2 separate regions of the Homo sapiens genome follow, and region 2 is linked to region 1. The links are chromatin loops, found by intact Hi-C in ENCODE. Cell type or tissue: PC-9. All regions are shown on one strand.

Evidence for each region. Hi-C counts contacts between places; a loop is a spot of excess contacts. Peaks named below come from ENCODE experiments on the same cell type or tissue, not always from the same donor. Only the 100,000 strongest peaks of a DNase experiment are listed, where the experiment ranks them.
Region 2: a loop joins it to region 1, with 8 times the contacts of the local background. A loop is called at or near these places in 5 of 110 quality-filtered maps.

Annotation. Positions count from the first base shown.
Region 1 is chr1:200,480,013-200,488,012 of GRCh38, reverse strand. LOC124900414 (a long non-coding RNA gene) reads left to right here and starts at 4,507. Exons shown (of 3, transcript XR_007066784.1): 1 at 4,507-4,911. It overlaps LOC124904480 (a long non-coding RNA gene), which reads right to left. Exons shown (of 2, transcript XR_007066783.1): 2 at 5,967-8,000. In PC-9, no CTCF peak of the experiment used is centred here; a DNase peak (open chromatin) is centred at 4,372; H3K27ac peaks cover 1,157 bases.
Region 2 is chr1:200,331,844-200,339,843 of GRCh38, reverse strand. No RefSeq gene overlaps it. Among named protein-coding and RNA genes, the nearest start is that of LINC00862, 38 kb to the left of the region's middle. In PC-9, no CTCF peak of the experiment used is centred here; DNase peaks (open chromatin) are centred at 2,533, 3,223 and 4,943; H3K4me3 peaks cover 428 bases; H3K27ac peaks cover 3,428 bases.

The DNA.
Region 1 (8,000 bases):
TTTTAGGCAGCACTTAAGACCTTGTATCTAACATGCTGTATAACTTGTTTTTTGTTTTGTTTTGTTTTTTGTTCTCTCTCTCTCTCTCTCTCCCTCTCTCTCTCTCTCTCCCTCCCCCCCCCCCCCCCCCCCCCCCCCCCGTCTCTCTCTCTCTCTGTCTCTTCTTGAGACAAGGTATAGTCACCCAGGCTGGAGTGCAGTGGCACAATCACGGCTTATTGCAGCCTGTGCCTCTTGAGCTCAAGTGATCCTCCCACCTCAGCCTTCTGAGTAGCTGGGGCTATAGGCTCATGCCACCACACCTGGCTAATTTTTCCTATTTTTAGTAGAGATGGGGTTTTGCCGTGTTGCCCGGGCTACTTATTTTCTCTTTTTTTCCTTTTTTTTTTTTTTTTTTTGAGAGGGAGTGTCGCTCTGTCGCCCAGGCTGGAGTGCCGTGGCGTGACCTCGGCTCACTGCAAGCTCCACCTCCCAGGTTCATGCCATTCTCCTGCCTCAGGCTCCTGAGTAGCTGGGACTACAGGTGCCTACCATCAGGCCCGGCTGATTTTTTGTATTTTTAGTAGAAATGGGGTTTCACTGTGTTAGCCAGGATGGTCTCGATCTCCTGACCTCGTGATCCGCCTGCCTCGGCCTCCCAAAGTGCTGGGATTACAGGGGTGAGCCGCCATGCCCGGCCACTTATTTTCTATATTTATTGTCTGTCTCACCTCATACGGAGGTAAGTTCTATGAAGGCAAAGATTTTTGTTCATCTTACTGATTGATGTTTTCCCATTTCCTAGAGCAATGCCTGGAACATAGTGCCTATTAAATATTTTTTGAATAAGTGAGTATTTCCAGGTCTTCCTGACCAAGCACAATCGGCTTGGCTTTATGAGGATGTCCATCGTTTAAACTTTGCTATTTTCTGATGGAAGCATCTGAGAGGAGTGTTGTGAGTAAATACATGTAAAGAACTTGGAACAGTACCCGGTACCCAGTAGACTCTCAACACACAGGGCATTTCATGACAGGAGGTGTGGGGTTAAAATGTGTGCTCTGAGCCAAACCGATCAGGGCTAAGTCCTGACTCCATCTTTCCTAGATGTGTGACCTTGGGAAATGACTTCATCTCCAGGTGCCCTCAGTTTTCACTTCATAAAACAGAGATGATGATGAGATAAAGTGCCTCAAAGGGCTGTGGGGAAGTGTCACTGAGGTCATCTATGTGAGGTGCTTAGAAGAGGAACAGGTTGCTCAAAACCTCTCAGATGGGCTGTGGGGAGGGCCGGTGGAGGGTCCAGCAAAGGAGAAATCTGTGAAGAAACTGAGGGCGATTCCAAAACTCTCAGCTCCAGGAGTATTCTGAGGAGAGGTGACTGAAGTGGATCATGGAGCTTCTGGAACAATTTGGGAAAACTCTGGGGAGCTGGCCTGGAAGAGGCACGGAGCGTAGGGGGAAGTTAGTGGGGAGACATTTAAAGGGAGAAATCCTGCAAAGCTGGGAGTTTAATGTGGAACTGAGTGGGGGACCCACAGAATCCCTTGTAGCCCTAGTGTGGGGCTAAGTGAATGGACGTGGGTAGATTTGGGGTAAGGATGTCACTTGGGACTGGAGTTGGCCCTGTGCCTCAGAGCAGGGTCTTTAAAACACTGAACCCCTTGATCTCCTTTGTAAGAAGGGTTAAGGTTCCATGAGTGCCTGGAAGTGGAGGCTGTGAAAATTAGTGAGACAAGTAAAGAAAACTCTTTGTTATTGAAAAGGAAGAGTCATTATTAAAGTGCGAAGATGAAAAAGAATTTATAAAATGCTCAAACAATGCATGCGAAGGTTGTTGTACTTTCTATAATTAAGGAAAATATTTCTAGAGGTGATTGATCATATCTCTTTGTGTTATAATGCCTACTGCTATGACTATAATCGTCCAGTCAACACACTCTTTTAGAGACTGGATGATTTTTTAAAAATACGATCATTTCAGCATTCACAGTTTTCTGCTGTTGAAATACATATTTTATTTTTAACAGCTTTAGTAAGATATAACGCACTTACCATATAATCTGTCCACTTAAAAATGTACAGTTTGATGGTATTTGGTGTATTTTAGTTGTACAACCATCACTCCAATCAATTTTAGAACATTTTTATCACCCCAAATGAACTGTACCCATTAGTAATCACTCCCCATTCTTCTCTACCCTCAGCCTCTGGCCATCACTAATTTCCTTTCTGTCTCTATAGATTTACCTATTCTGGACATTTTATAGAAGTAGAATTATAGAATTTGTCAACTTCTTTTTTTTTTTTTTTTTTGAGGCAAGGTCTTTCTTGGCCACCCCGACTGGAGTGCAGTGGTACAATCATAGTGCACTGCAACCTGGAACTCCAGGGCTCAAGTGAACCTCTCACCTCCACCTCCCAAGTTGCTGGGACTGCAGGTGCACACCATACGCTCAGCAATATGTCAACTTTTATGACTGACTTCTTTCACTTAGCATAATTTTTTTTTGTTTTTTAGATGGAGTCTCACACTGTTGCCCGGGCTGGAGTGCAGTGGTGCGATCTCAGCTCACTGCAACCTCCCACTCCTGGGTTCGAGTGATTCTCCTGCCTCAGCCTCCCGAGTAGCTGGGATTACAGGTTCCCACCACCACATTCAGCTAATTTTTTGTATTTTTAATAGAGACAGGGTTTCACTATGTTGGCCAGTCTGGTCTTGAATTCCTGACCTGGTGATCTACCTGCTTTGGCCTCCCAAAGTGCTGGGATTACAGGCGTGAGCCACTGTGCCTGGCCCACTTAGCATAATTTTTATAAGTTTCATCCAAGTTGTAGCATGTATCAGTACTTCGTTGCTTTTTATCAATGAATAATATTCCAGTGTGTGGATATACCACATTTTGTTTATCCAGTTATCAGTTGATGAGCATTTGAATTGTTTTCACTTTTTGAATATTATGAATAATGCTGCTATGCACATTGGTGTATACATTTCTGTGTGGATATATGTTTTTATTTAGCTTGGGTATATATCAAGGAGTAGAGTTGCTGGACCATATGATACCTCCATGTTTCACCTTTTCTTTTCTTTATTTTTGTTTGAGACAGAGCCTTGCTTTGTCACCCAGGTTGGAGTGCAGTATGTAATCATAGCTCACTGCAACCTCAAACTCCCTCCCTAATTCCAGCACTTTGGGAGGTGGAGGTGGGCAGATTGCTTCAGCCCAGGACTTGGAGACCTACCCTGGGCAACATAGACAGACCACGTTTCTAAAAAAACAAACAAACAAAAAAAAGAGGCTGGGTGCCCTGGGAGGCAGAGGTGGATGGATCACTTGAGGTTAGGACTTTGAGACCAGCTTGGCCAATACGGTGAAACCCTGTCTCTATTAAAAATACAAAATTAGCCGGGCGTGTTGGCACGTGCCTGTAGTCCCAACTATTCTGGAGTCTGAGGCAGGAGAATCGCTTGAACCTGGGAGGCAGAGGTTGCAGTGAGCCGAGATCATGCCACTGCACTCCAGCCTGGATGACAGAGGGAGACTCCATCTCAAAAAAACAAAAACAAAAACAAAAACAAAATATCTACAAACAATCAGTGGAGTATACCTATTGGGTTGCTATATTTTTTATTTTATGTTTTCAATTGTTTTTGGGGAGCAGGTGATTTTTTTGTTGTGTGGGTATGTTCTTTAGCGATGATTTCTGATGTTTTAGTGCACCTGTTCCCCGAGCAGGCATACGTTGTACCCACTGCACCCAAACTCATAGCTCACTGCAACTCCCAACTCCCAAGCAATCCCTTGCCTCAGCCTTCCAAAGTGCTGGGATCGTAGGCGTAAGCCACCATGCCTGGCTCCATGTTTTACCTTTTGAAGAACTGCCAGACTGTTTTCCAAAGCAGTGAAGCACACATTTTTGCAGTAAAGCAAGAAATTTTATAAATGATATGCCCTTTCCACAAGTTCCACTTTTTATCCAGACCTTCTCCTAAGGGCTGATCTCTGCAGCCTGGAGCCTCCAGGTGGGCAGCCTGCCTACAGTGCTAAGGGCAGGTTGATGGAAGAGAGTGGGAGGGACAGCAGGGGGAGGAGAAGAGAAAGAGCAAGGCAGAGAGAAAGAAGAAATGGGTGACTAAGGCAGGAGTAATAAAACGTTGAGCTACTGGGGGCAGTCCACTCCTAAGCCCTAAATTTTAAAATATATTTGTAGTATAAGTTTTCTGAGCAATTCTTTCAAGCGCTTAAAAGGAGGGGTTGGGGGATTTGAGCTCCATGTAGAATGCTGAACACTGTCATCAGCTGTGGCTGGTTCACAGGATTACTCATGTCCTGCGGTGAAGGGCAGATAGGAAAATGACTCACTTCACATACAGCAGTGCCCCTCCACCCTGACGCACATAAGAATCACCTGGGAGCTTTTAAATACTACCGATGCCAGGACCTCATGCCAGAGATTCTGATGGACTTGGAATGGGGTGGAGCCTGAAGGCTGGCCTATTCTAAAGGCTCTTCAGGGATTTTTAATATGCAGCTAGGATTGAAAATCACTTACGTAGACATACAGTTTTTATGTTTTAACAAATACTTTTAAGGCAAACAAACTACTGGGATGATCTTTGGATGCACCACAGAACTTTTTCAGAAGCATTTGGGCGTCCCAATGATTTCTACTTCTAAAGAGTGCTAGTGAATGAGGGATTTTGATTGAGGGCTTACTTTGCTGCCTTAGTGTTCTCTCCTAACCAGAAGCCTTTCTGTTTTGGAATCATGGAGCACATCTTTTGTGGGCTGCGAAAAGCTCTAGGTGGAAGGGAAGAGCATCAGGTGGTGAAGCTGAACCAGGAGAGTCTAAAAACCACGTGGCCTCTCAGGCACCCTTGAGTCTAGAGGGAGTTCCCTGATCTTACATTTGAGAGTGATTCTAGGGGTAAGTACTTTTTTTTTTATAACTTTTTTTATTGCAAAGATAGTTTTTGATTATTATAGAGCAGAACTGGTTGATGGGCTTGAAATTTTATATTTTTCTCTAATTAAAATATCTACAAACAGAGGCTGGGCGCGGTGGCTCATGGCTGTAATCCCAGCACTTTGGAGGCTGAGGTGGGCGGATCGCTTGAGCCTAGGAGTTTGAGACCAACCTGGGCAACATAGCGAGACCACGTCTCTTAAAAAAATTTTTTTTAGCTGGGTGTGGTGGCAGGTGCCTGTAATCCTAGCTGCTCGGGAAGCTGAGGCTGGATAATTGCTTGAACCCAGGAGGCGGAGGCTGCCGTTAGCTGAGATCGCGCCATTGCACTTCAGCCTGGGCAACAAGATCGAAACTCCAACTCAAAAAAAAAAAAAAAAAAAAAAAAAAAAAAAAAAAAAAAGGCCGTGCGCGGTGGCTCGTGCCTGTAATCCCAGCACTTTTGGGAGGCCGAGGTGGGCGGATCACCTGAGGTCGGGAGTTCGACACCAGCCTGACCAACATGGAGAAACCCCATCTCTACTAATACAAAATTAGCCAGACGTAGTGGCACATGCCTGTAATCCCAGCTACTCGGGAGGCTGAGGCAGGAGAATCGCTTGAACCTGGGAGGCGAAGGTTGTGGTGAGCTGAGATCGTGCCCCTGCATTCCAATCTGGGCGACAAGAGTGAAACTCCATCTCAAAAAAAAAAAAAAAAAAGAAAGAAAGAAAGAAAATATCTACAATCAGTGGAGCATTCCTATTCGGTTGCTTAATTTTTTTTTTTAATTTTCAATAGTTTTTGGGGAACAGGTGATTTTTTTGTTCCATGGATCAGTTCTTTAGTGGTGATTTCTGAGATTTTGCTGCACCTGTCACCTGAGCAGTATATGCTGTACCCAGTGTGTTGTTTTTTATTCCTCACCTCCCTCACCCCTTTCCCCCTGAATCCCCAAAGCCCATTATCTCATTCTTACGCCTTTTTATACTCATAACTTAGCTCCTACTTATAAGTGAGGGGGTCGGTACTCTTCATTCAGCCATACATTCAGGAAGACATGTTTATTGGGTTCCTTCTGAGTGCCTGTTCATCATCTGGAGCAGTATCATGGAGTTAGAAGACAAGTCCTCTGACTCTGTGCCTTCCAGTCTCCACACACCTCAGTGACCTTCACACCACCACCCTCGTCCAAGTCACTGTCTTCTCCAGCCTAAATGTCTGCAGTTGCGTCCTACTAACTGGCCTACTCGCTTCTGCTTTTAGTCCCCTATAGCCTATTCTCATAGCTAGAGGGATAAAAAAAAAAATCAGATGCCCTTATTCTCTTGCTCAAAGCTTTCAAATGGCTTCTTATCACATTTAGAATATAATTCAGCTCCTCAAATGTTACAAGACCGCACCCCTACCCACCTCTTTATTCTCATCTCCTCTACCTTCATCTTCCCAGCCCTGTTGGCCTTGCTCATTTCTTCCTGAGGGCCTTTGCACTTCCTGTTCCCTCTGCTTGTTTTCCCCCTCGATATCAGTTGGTGCTTACAAGTCTCTCTAAACCAAGCACCCTGTATTAGAATCCATGTGTCTCTCACAGCAGCCACTAAGATCATTTGCAATTAGGAGGTACTCAATAAGACACTTGATGATGTGAATGGATACAAATATAAAGAAAATAACATATAAAGAAAATGACATCTTGGAAAAATCCTTGCCCAAAATTCTCTGGAACAGGTAACTCAAAAGAGCCAAATCAGCATATCAAGTCTGATGTGGTTCTCTTGCTGCTCAGAGAGCTGCAAAGATTTTACGCTTGTGCAAGCAGATCCTCTGGAAGAAGTAATTTTCTCTTTGGGAGAGTAGCAGTACACAGGCTCAGCAGTAAATTCACAGTATTTTACAAGATAGAAAGCGAAAATCATATTAAAAGCAGTAATCATACACTAGCGGCACCAATCTCTCGTACGTTAATGGTATGGTGCCATAATTTGACCATAATTTCTCTCTTTCTGTGTCTCTGGCTCTCTCGACTATGAAAATGCTTAGTGGCAGTTCTGCACAGCACGAAGCAAAACAGTGGTAGTAGAGAAAGATACATTTTGATATAGCACAGTCTCTGCTTCCTGTATTTCTTTTACCATTTAAGTAATGGTAGGCTTTGCATTTGTATAAATCATGCAGACAATAGTGTGGGACTATGAAGACGTGGTCCATGATGGCTTGAGTCTGTGGATCACAAACCTCAGATGAAGGTGGAGAGTGTTAGGGAAGGTAGGCACAGTTTCAATCAATTTTCTTCCATTGTTGCTTGTAATAGGTTTTCTGAAATGCTTTCACCTTATGAGCATTCATTCTGCTTATTCTTTTGGAGTTGTTCTGCATTACTCAAAAATCATCTCTGATTGTCTTCCACATGTTTTTCCTTTTTAGAGAAAAACCTCACCAGGTGCTTGGGAGGCTGAGATGGGAGGGTTGCTTGAGCCTAGGAGTTCGAGACCAGCCTGGACAACATAGCAAGATCCCCCATCTGAAAAAAAGAAAAAAACAAACAAACAAACAAACAAAAAACCACACACAAATTTAAAAATGGGGGAAAAAACCCCTCACACACAAACCTAAATGCAATATATGTTGATTTTAGATGATTTGGAAATATACAGAACAAAGAAAAAACAGTTACCCATAATTCCACCACCTAGAAAAAAGTCTTAATAATTCCTATATTTCTGTCAGAATATGTTAACATTTTAACTTTTTATGATTATAAAAGCAATACATCTTGATTGTAGAAATTTTGGAAAATGGAGAAACTGTAAAGAAGTAGGAGGAACAGCTCATCATGTAGAATAACTTTTTGATTATCAGTATTTCACTACAACAAACATGGAAATCAAACAAGAGCATCAGGCTGACTGGTTGAAAGATCCCAAGTAAAAAAATAAAACAAAAACATTTCTGCAGGTCTGAACTGAGTGACCTTTGAGACTCTCAGCATTGGCTGTATTTTCCTTTTCTGGAAATGCTGGGCTGGGAGCATTTCCAGAAATACTCCTGGGCTGGGAGAATGGCCTGGGCTG
Region 2 (8,000 bases), 150 kb after region 1:
GGCTGGTCTCAAACTCCTGAGCTCAGGCAATCTGCCCACTTTGGCCTCCCAAAGTGCTAGGATTACAGGCGTGAGCCACCACTCCCGGCCCATAGGTTCTTACATAATGTTCACAACCATCCCAATTATCTTCTTTTTCCATCTTTGGAACCGAAGCTTTGAGGAGTGAAGCATGGAGTGAGGATTTGGACCTGGGACTCCTGACCCCTTATCTAGCTAATCCCCTTTCCAACCACCCACAGAGCACAGCACTCGCAGACCGGCCCTAGGTTTGCGGCCTGGCTTCTTTAGTGACCATTTGCGAGGTTTCAGACATCACTTTCCCATCTCTAAGATGGGGATGATACCCCACAGGGTGTTCAGCGGGTTAAACATGGTCACGTGTGAGAAAGCACTGAGCCTCTTGCCTCTCTAAAATGACCTCCCCTGGTCAATTTCATTATCCTGTTTGTTTCCTCTATACCAAGTACCCAGTCTGCAATTACCTTGTTTGCTATGAGGTTCTCCTGTTTAAAACATGTGCTTCCTAAGGGAAGGGACTCGGCCTGTTTGTCTTCCCTGCTACATTCTCAGCAGCACTTAGCACGGTCATTGGCACACAGTAGATGCTCAATAAATATTTTGTTGTCTCCCTACCTCCTCATCTATTTATCATTTTCTTTTTTTTTTTTTTTTTGAGACGGAGTTTCGCTCTTGTTGCCCAGGCTGGAGTGCAATGGCGTGATCTCGGCTCACTGCAACATCTGCCTCCTGAGTTCAAGCGATTCTCCTGCCTCAGCCTCCCAAGTAGCTAGGATTACAGGCATGCGCCACCATGCCCGTCTAATTTTGTATTTTTAGTAGAGAGAGGGTTTCTCCATGTTGGTTAGGTTGGTCTGGAACTCCTGACCTCAGATGATCCACTTCCCTCGGCCTCCCAAAGTGCTGGGATTACAGGCGTGAGCCACCGCGTCCAGTCTTACTTATTTTCTAAAACAGGATCCCGCAAACTATAGCTCAAGGGTCACCTCTGCCTGTCACCTGTTTTTATATGACTTGTGAGCCAAAAGATTTTTACATTCTTAAACGGGTAGGGAAAAAAAAGAAGAATTTATGACATGAAAATTATGCAAACTTCAGATTTCTGTGTACGTATGTAAACTTTTAATGAAACACAACTGTGTCCATTCATTGACATATTGTCTATGTCTGCTTTCAAACTACAGTGCAGAGTTGGGTAATTGCAACAGAGATCATAGGAACCACAAAGCTTAAAATATTCACTATGTGGCTCTTTACAGAAAAAGTTTGCCCATCCTTGTCCTAAAAGATAAATAGAAATTGCTTGAAAACTAATAATCACTCTGCTATTCACCCTCAGTTATTCATGTACTTACCTGATTGTCTTTCATTCAGACACTTATTTATTCAACAAATATTTATTGAGCATCCACTTCTTCTACCAAATAGATCAAGGGACTCAGCTCTGTTTGCCCTCCCATAGTTGGGGAGGTGTGTCAGGGAATCGGGGGAATGTGGCCCCAGTGATGGTGACTGAATTTGTGTTAACCCACCAGCTCCGTACCTTTGTTAAGGTGACATATGGGGGCTGTTGAATAGAAAGAAGCCACATACATCCCATGGGGCTTGAACCCAAGCTTTTGGCATGATGAATATCGAAGCGCTAGGCAGGGTCTCATAAATGGAGGCCTGTTCTTTTAGATCAGGTTTTTCTTTTTCAGTCTGGGACTCACCTGTTACTTTTCTGGGCCTTGAAGCTCTGATCTCTGCTTTTGTCTCTCTGTCTTCTGCATCTCACAGTGTAAATATAGCTAAAACATCCGCAGACACCCTTCTTCCTCTTCCCCTATGGTTTCCATTTCCTCTGTCCTCTGTCCTAGCTGTTAAAACTACATTAGCTATGAAGGGGGTCAGAGGAATGAGAAATAATAGCTGTAAATATTTGTTAGGTGCCCAGCACAAGCATTGTCATTTTTAATCTTTTCTTTAAAAGGTGGGTACTTTTATTGTTCTCCTGTGTTACAGATGAAAAAACTGTGGCTCAGAGGGGCAAAGCAATTTGCCCAGTGTAACATCTGTGAAGCAGTGAAGCCTGGAATTTGAACCCAGGCAGTGTGACTCCAGAGATGGAGCTCTTAAGTATGGTGACGGATCAGGCATATCTGCATATTCTATGACAGGAAAGCAGTGTGGGTGGAAAATAGGGGTGCCTTCCTTTTTTTGTAATGGCAGTTTTGGCAACTCCCTCAGGTAGATACCAAAGAGGAAATTGGTAGTCACTGTCAGACCAGACACCCTGCATCTCAGAAAGAACATTTACTACCAAAGGGACTTGGAAGTGCTAACAGGCCGGAAAGAAACTGGATGAGGGACAAAAAAGACTGACACTTGTTCTTTCTGCTGGTGTGGGGTTATCATGACTTTGCAAGATCAAACATCTTGACAAAACATCAAAACATCTTGACATCTGACAAACCAGGTTGGTTCTCAGGATCGACTCAATGATTGTCCAAAATACCAGGTCATAAATTTAACAGAACTGACCCAACCAGCAATGCCCGAGGTGCCTGTGGAATGTTAATCATGTTACTAGAAAAAAGGAGGGGTCAAATAAGTATGGGGATGTAGAGTTAAACAAGGGTAAGCAGGATCTTAACTGTGTGAACTTCTGTGACCCTCCAAGAGGGACAAACTATGGATGGCAATTATCAGACCTCGGCCATGTGTCAATGGCTATCTCAGGGGACTGGTGTTCTGGGTGTTCCAGGGAACTCCTTTTGGGCAATGCTGCTTTAAGCCTTTCCCTTTCCCTTTTCCTTTTAGCTTAAGAAATCCCAAACACGTTTGTGATTTCAGAGCAGTCTGTGTCTTGTGTCAATTCATTGCTGCTTCTAGGCTAGGAAGGGAAAAGGGTTGCCATATTTCCAGTGATGAAAGAACTTTGTTAGGAAAGATGTTCAGATTAATAACACAAAATTAGATTGGAGTTTTTTGAGAGCCTTTCAATTATTCAGCAGTGATGTCTCAGTAAAAGTGGAAGTAAACTGGGACCATGTAAACCTTTCTCAAGTGTTAATGTTTCACATATTTTAGTTTGTTTAGTCTTTTACATATTGTTCAAACCATTAAGTTAGACCTCAGAATATAAAGCATGTTTATTTTCTAATGATAAACGAAACACATATTTATGTGACTAAGATGTGGGAATTGTAGCCCTGGGCTGTGGTTATGTAAACATGGGAATGTGTGGAATTTACTCATAGTTTACAGGAAGTAAGGTGTCATTGTTCGGATAGTTTCCTGTCATAAAAAGTTATCTAATTTGATTTTAAAATAGTAACCTTAGATGTTGTTTTTCTACTCAGAAATTCATAGGAAACCCAAAATTGTATGTTTTTTCTTTTTCTTTTCTCTGTTTTTGTGAAAGAATTTTCTGTATTTTCCACCAAAAAGAAATTAGATGTTTCTGTTCCTGGTAGTGCTCAATATAATGATGTATATATTTACCACATGCACATGTGTAGGTGACCTGACATTAAACATAGGGAAACTCTGTGTTGATTTCAGTGATGAGCTACATGTACACAAAACCATCCTCCTTACTTGGTCATTTCTACAACTTCCAGTCCTGAGAACTGGTCACTCCAGCAGGTTTAAAGTAATAATCTGTGGCTGTCAAATGATTTTAAATGAAGCATTTTTGGCTCGTACTTCGTTATAAGCTTGCATTTAAAAGCAAAGGCAGGCCGGAAGCGGTGGCTCATGCCTGTAATCCCAGCACTTGGGGAGGCCGAGGCAAGTGGATCACCTGAGGTCAGAAGTTCGAGACCAGCCGGATCAACATGGTGAAACCTCATCTCTCCTAAAAATACAAAAAAGTTAGCCGGGCATAGTGGTGGGTGCCTGTAGTCCCAGCTACTCAGGAGGCTGAGACAGGAGAATCACTTGAACCCAGGAGGTGGAGGTTGCAGTGAGCCAAGATCACACCACTGCACTCCAGCCTGGGCGACAGAGTGAGACCCTGCTTCAAAATAAAATAAAAATAAATAAAAATTAAATTTTTTTCTTTTCTTTCTTTTTTTTCTTTTCTTTTTCTTTCTTTTCTTTTTTTTTTTTTTTTTGCGACGGAGTCTCGCTCTGTCACCCAGGCTGGAGTAGAGTGGTGCAATCTCGGCTTGCTGCAACCTCCACCCCACAGATTCAAGCGATTCTCCTGCCTCAGCCTCCTGAGTAGTTGGAACTACAGGTGCGCGCCACCACGCCCAGATAATTTTATATTTTTAGTAGAGAGGGAGTTTCACCATGTTGGTCAGGCTGGTCTTGAACTCCTGACCTCATGATCTGCCTGTCTCGGCCTCCCAAAATGTTGGGATTACAGGTGTGAGCGCCGCGCCTGGCCAATTTTTTTTTTTTTTTTATTGTGGTACAACATAAAACATAAAATGTACCAATTTTACCATGTTAAAGTGTACAATTCAGTGGCATTTACTACATTCACAATGCTGTGCAATCATCACCACAATCTAATTACAGAGTAGTTTTATCACCCCAAACGGAAACCCCACACCTATTGAGCAGTCCTCCCTGTTTTTCTCCTCCCTCCAGCTTTGCTCTCTACATGGATTCGCCTATTCTGGAAGTTTCAAACAAATGGAATTGAACAATATGTGGCCTTTTGTGACTGGCTTCTTTCACTTAGTATACTGTTTTCACAGTTCATCCACATTGTAGCACATATCAGCATTTCATTCCTTTTTATGGCTGAATAATATTCCATTTTGTGGGGATATTACCTTTAGTTTATCCCATCATCAGTTGATGGACATTTGAGTTGTTTCCACCTTTTGGCAATTATGAATAGTGTTACCATGAATGTTTCATGTATACGTTTTTATTTGAAGACCTGTTTTTAATTCTTTTGAGTATAGATCTAGAAGTGGAAATGGTGAGTCACATGGCTATACTGCTTACCTTAGTGAGTCACCACTGACCTGTTTTTCTCTTATCTTTTTTTTTTTTTTTTGAGATGTGGTCTTACTCCATTGCCCAGGCTGGAGTGCAGTAGCACAATCACAGCTCACTGCATCCTCAACCTCTGGGCTCAAGCAATCATCTCACCTCAGCCTCCTGAGTAGCTGGGAGTATAGGCACACAACACCATGCCTAATTTTTATTTTTTATTTTTTTGTAGAGACAATGTCTCACTTTGTTGCCCAGGCTGATCTCGAACCTCTGGACTCAAGCGCTTCTCCCATCTCGACCTCCCAAAGTGTTGGGACTATAGGCATGAGCCACCATACCTGGCTTCTCTTATCCTTTAAAAGCCTTTCTAAAAATAAAAATGCACCACAAAATATCAATTATGAGACTTGGGTTAAAGAATGTTTATATTTCTGGACTGAATATTATAAGCCTAAGATGTTTCCTTGAGGTCAAAATTCATTCAGAATACTTGGCTAAATGAACAGGCAAAGCAGGCGGAAGCCACTTATATTCATTTGCTTCTTGCCATCCTTGGCTTTTTCCTAAAACATTTGGCCTTTCACAAAATTCAGTATCTCTAAAGATGATGGTTATAAATAGATGATACTGTCACTCTCCACTTTGGTTTTGTACTTTTTCTGGGTCAGACGGAAGCTCTCTAATCTCTTTTGTGATTTGGTTAAATGTAGAATAATCCAGTGGCAAATCCGAGTTAGCTGCTCATCTTCCTTTTTTATGTTTACTTTTGCTTAAATATCATGGTTTCCTAGGGCAGGGTAAAAGATAAATAGAATGATGACAGATAATGCTGATAATTTCCCAGCATGAAATTGGCTGGTGAGGATCCTAGTCCCAGCTAAAAATGAACAATAATGCGAAGTCTGACTGCCACAGACAGTGAGCTCCACAGAAGGGTATAAGAGCTAGTGAAAACCGAAGTGTTTTCCTACTCACACTCCCCACAGCACAGAGCTCCCCAGTCAACAAAATGTGTGGGTTTTTTTCCCCTGCAAACCAAGCAATTCTCCAGCGGACACCAATGGGCTGTCCTATGATTCAATTTAATTCTGGAGTTAGAGTCAGATCCTGCAGGTTAAGGGCTCAGTCCCACAGACTGCTCCTATTTCAGATGCCAATTGCAAGTCCATAGCATGTTGTCACCTGTACTTCTGGGTTCGTTTGTTTGTTTTTGTGTTTTTGAGACAGGGTCTTACTCTGTTGCCCAGGATGAGTGCAGCGTTGGCTCACTGCAGCCTCGATCTCCTGGGCTCAAGCGATCTTCCCACCTCAGCCTCCTGAGTAACTAGGACCACAGGTACGTGCCACCATGCCTGGCTAATGTTTTATTTTTTATATAGATGGGGGTCTTGCTACATTGCCCAGGCTGGTCACAAACTCCCGGAACTCAGCACCCACCTTGGCCTCCCAAAGTGCTGGGATTACAGGTATGAGCCATTGTGCCTGGCCCACCTATGCTTCCAATCTACCGGCTATAAATCAAGTTACCAGGACCCCTTTCTCAGGTTCCATTAATTAGCTAGGATGGCTCACAACTCAGGGAAACAGTTACTCACATTTACTGGTTTGTTGTATTAATAAAGGATGCAGATGAGCAGCCAGATGAGGAGATGCATAGGGCAAGGCAGGTGGGGAGGAGCACAGAGTTTCCTTCCATGTGCTACCAGGTGCACCACCCTCCAGACACCTCCACACATCCAGGACCCCAGAAGCTCTCCTAGCCCTGTCCTTTGAGTTTTTACAGAGGCTTCACTACAAAGACACAATTGATTACATCATTGGCCATTAGTGAATAACTCAGCCATCAGCCCTCTCTCTCCCCCTCCCTGGAGGTGAAGGTGGGGTGGAGATAGAAGTTCCAACCATCCAATCACATGGTTGGTTCCCTTGGCAACCAGCCCCCTTTGGGAGGCTACCAGAGCCCCCAACCATCAGTCATCTCATTAGCATACAAAAATACTTATCCCTTTGGAGATTCCAAGAGTTTTAGGAGCTGTGTGCCAGGAAACTGGGACAAGAACCAAATACATATTTCATACATAAATCACACATCACAAGGGTCTGTGGCCCATTCATGAATATGTAGCTCCTCATCCATCAACTACTCTTTGGTGGCCCAGCCTTCCTAACACTTTACAGGTTTTGGGAAATAGTTTAGGAATTTTTCTCCACAAGAGGTCTGCTCTCACCTAGGACTTAGATCCCAAATATTGAACAATCAATATGGTGCAGGCATCAACCAGTCTGCGCACAGGACATGGGCCATGGTATAATGCAGCAGGTTCTGAATTCCATCCCCCACCCCACCACCCCACCACCACAACTCCCCACCATCAGGCTCAATGCTGTCGTTGCTGGAACATGAAGTCTCCTGGTCCTGGGATTGAGGTTAAGGAGGCAATGACCATGGGAGGGCATGTTAGGGTATCGACTATTTACCAACCGATATAGAAGTATTTTATTTTCTATTTATTTATTTAATTTATTTTTAAGATGAAGTTTTGTGCTTGTTGCCCAGGCTAGGGTGCAATGGCACAATCTCGGCTCACTGCAACCTCCGCCTCCTGGGTTCAAGCGATTCTCATGCCTCAGCCTCCCAAGTAGCTGGGATTACAGTTGCCCACCACCATGCCTGGCTAACTTTTTGTATTTTCAGTAGAGATGAGGTATCACCATGTTGGCCAGGCTGGTCTTGAACTCTTGGCCTCAGGTGAACCGCCTGCCTTGGCCTCCCAAAGTGCTGGGATTACAGGCGTGAGCCACCGCGTCCGGCCCAGAAGTATTTTAATGTTTACACAGCCAGTATGACTGCACTGATGTGCTAGGAGGATTATATTACTAGAAACTATCTTTCCCCATCATCCTTAACCATAAATCTTCAGGATCAGGATTCTGCTATCTTACCCTACTGTCTTTCCACAAGTAGTTACCCCTTTTCCTATTTGAGAAGGCATCATTGTGCCTCCGTAAGAGATGACCCTTCTACCTATAGCAGTCTA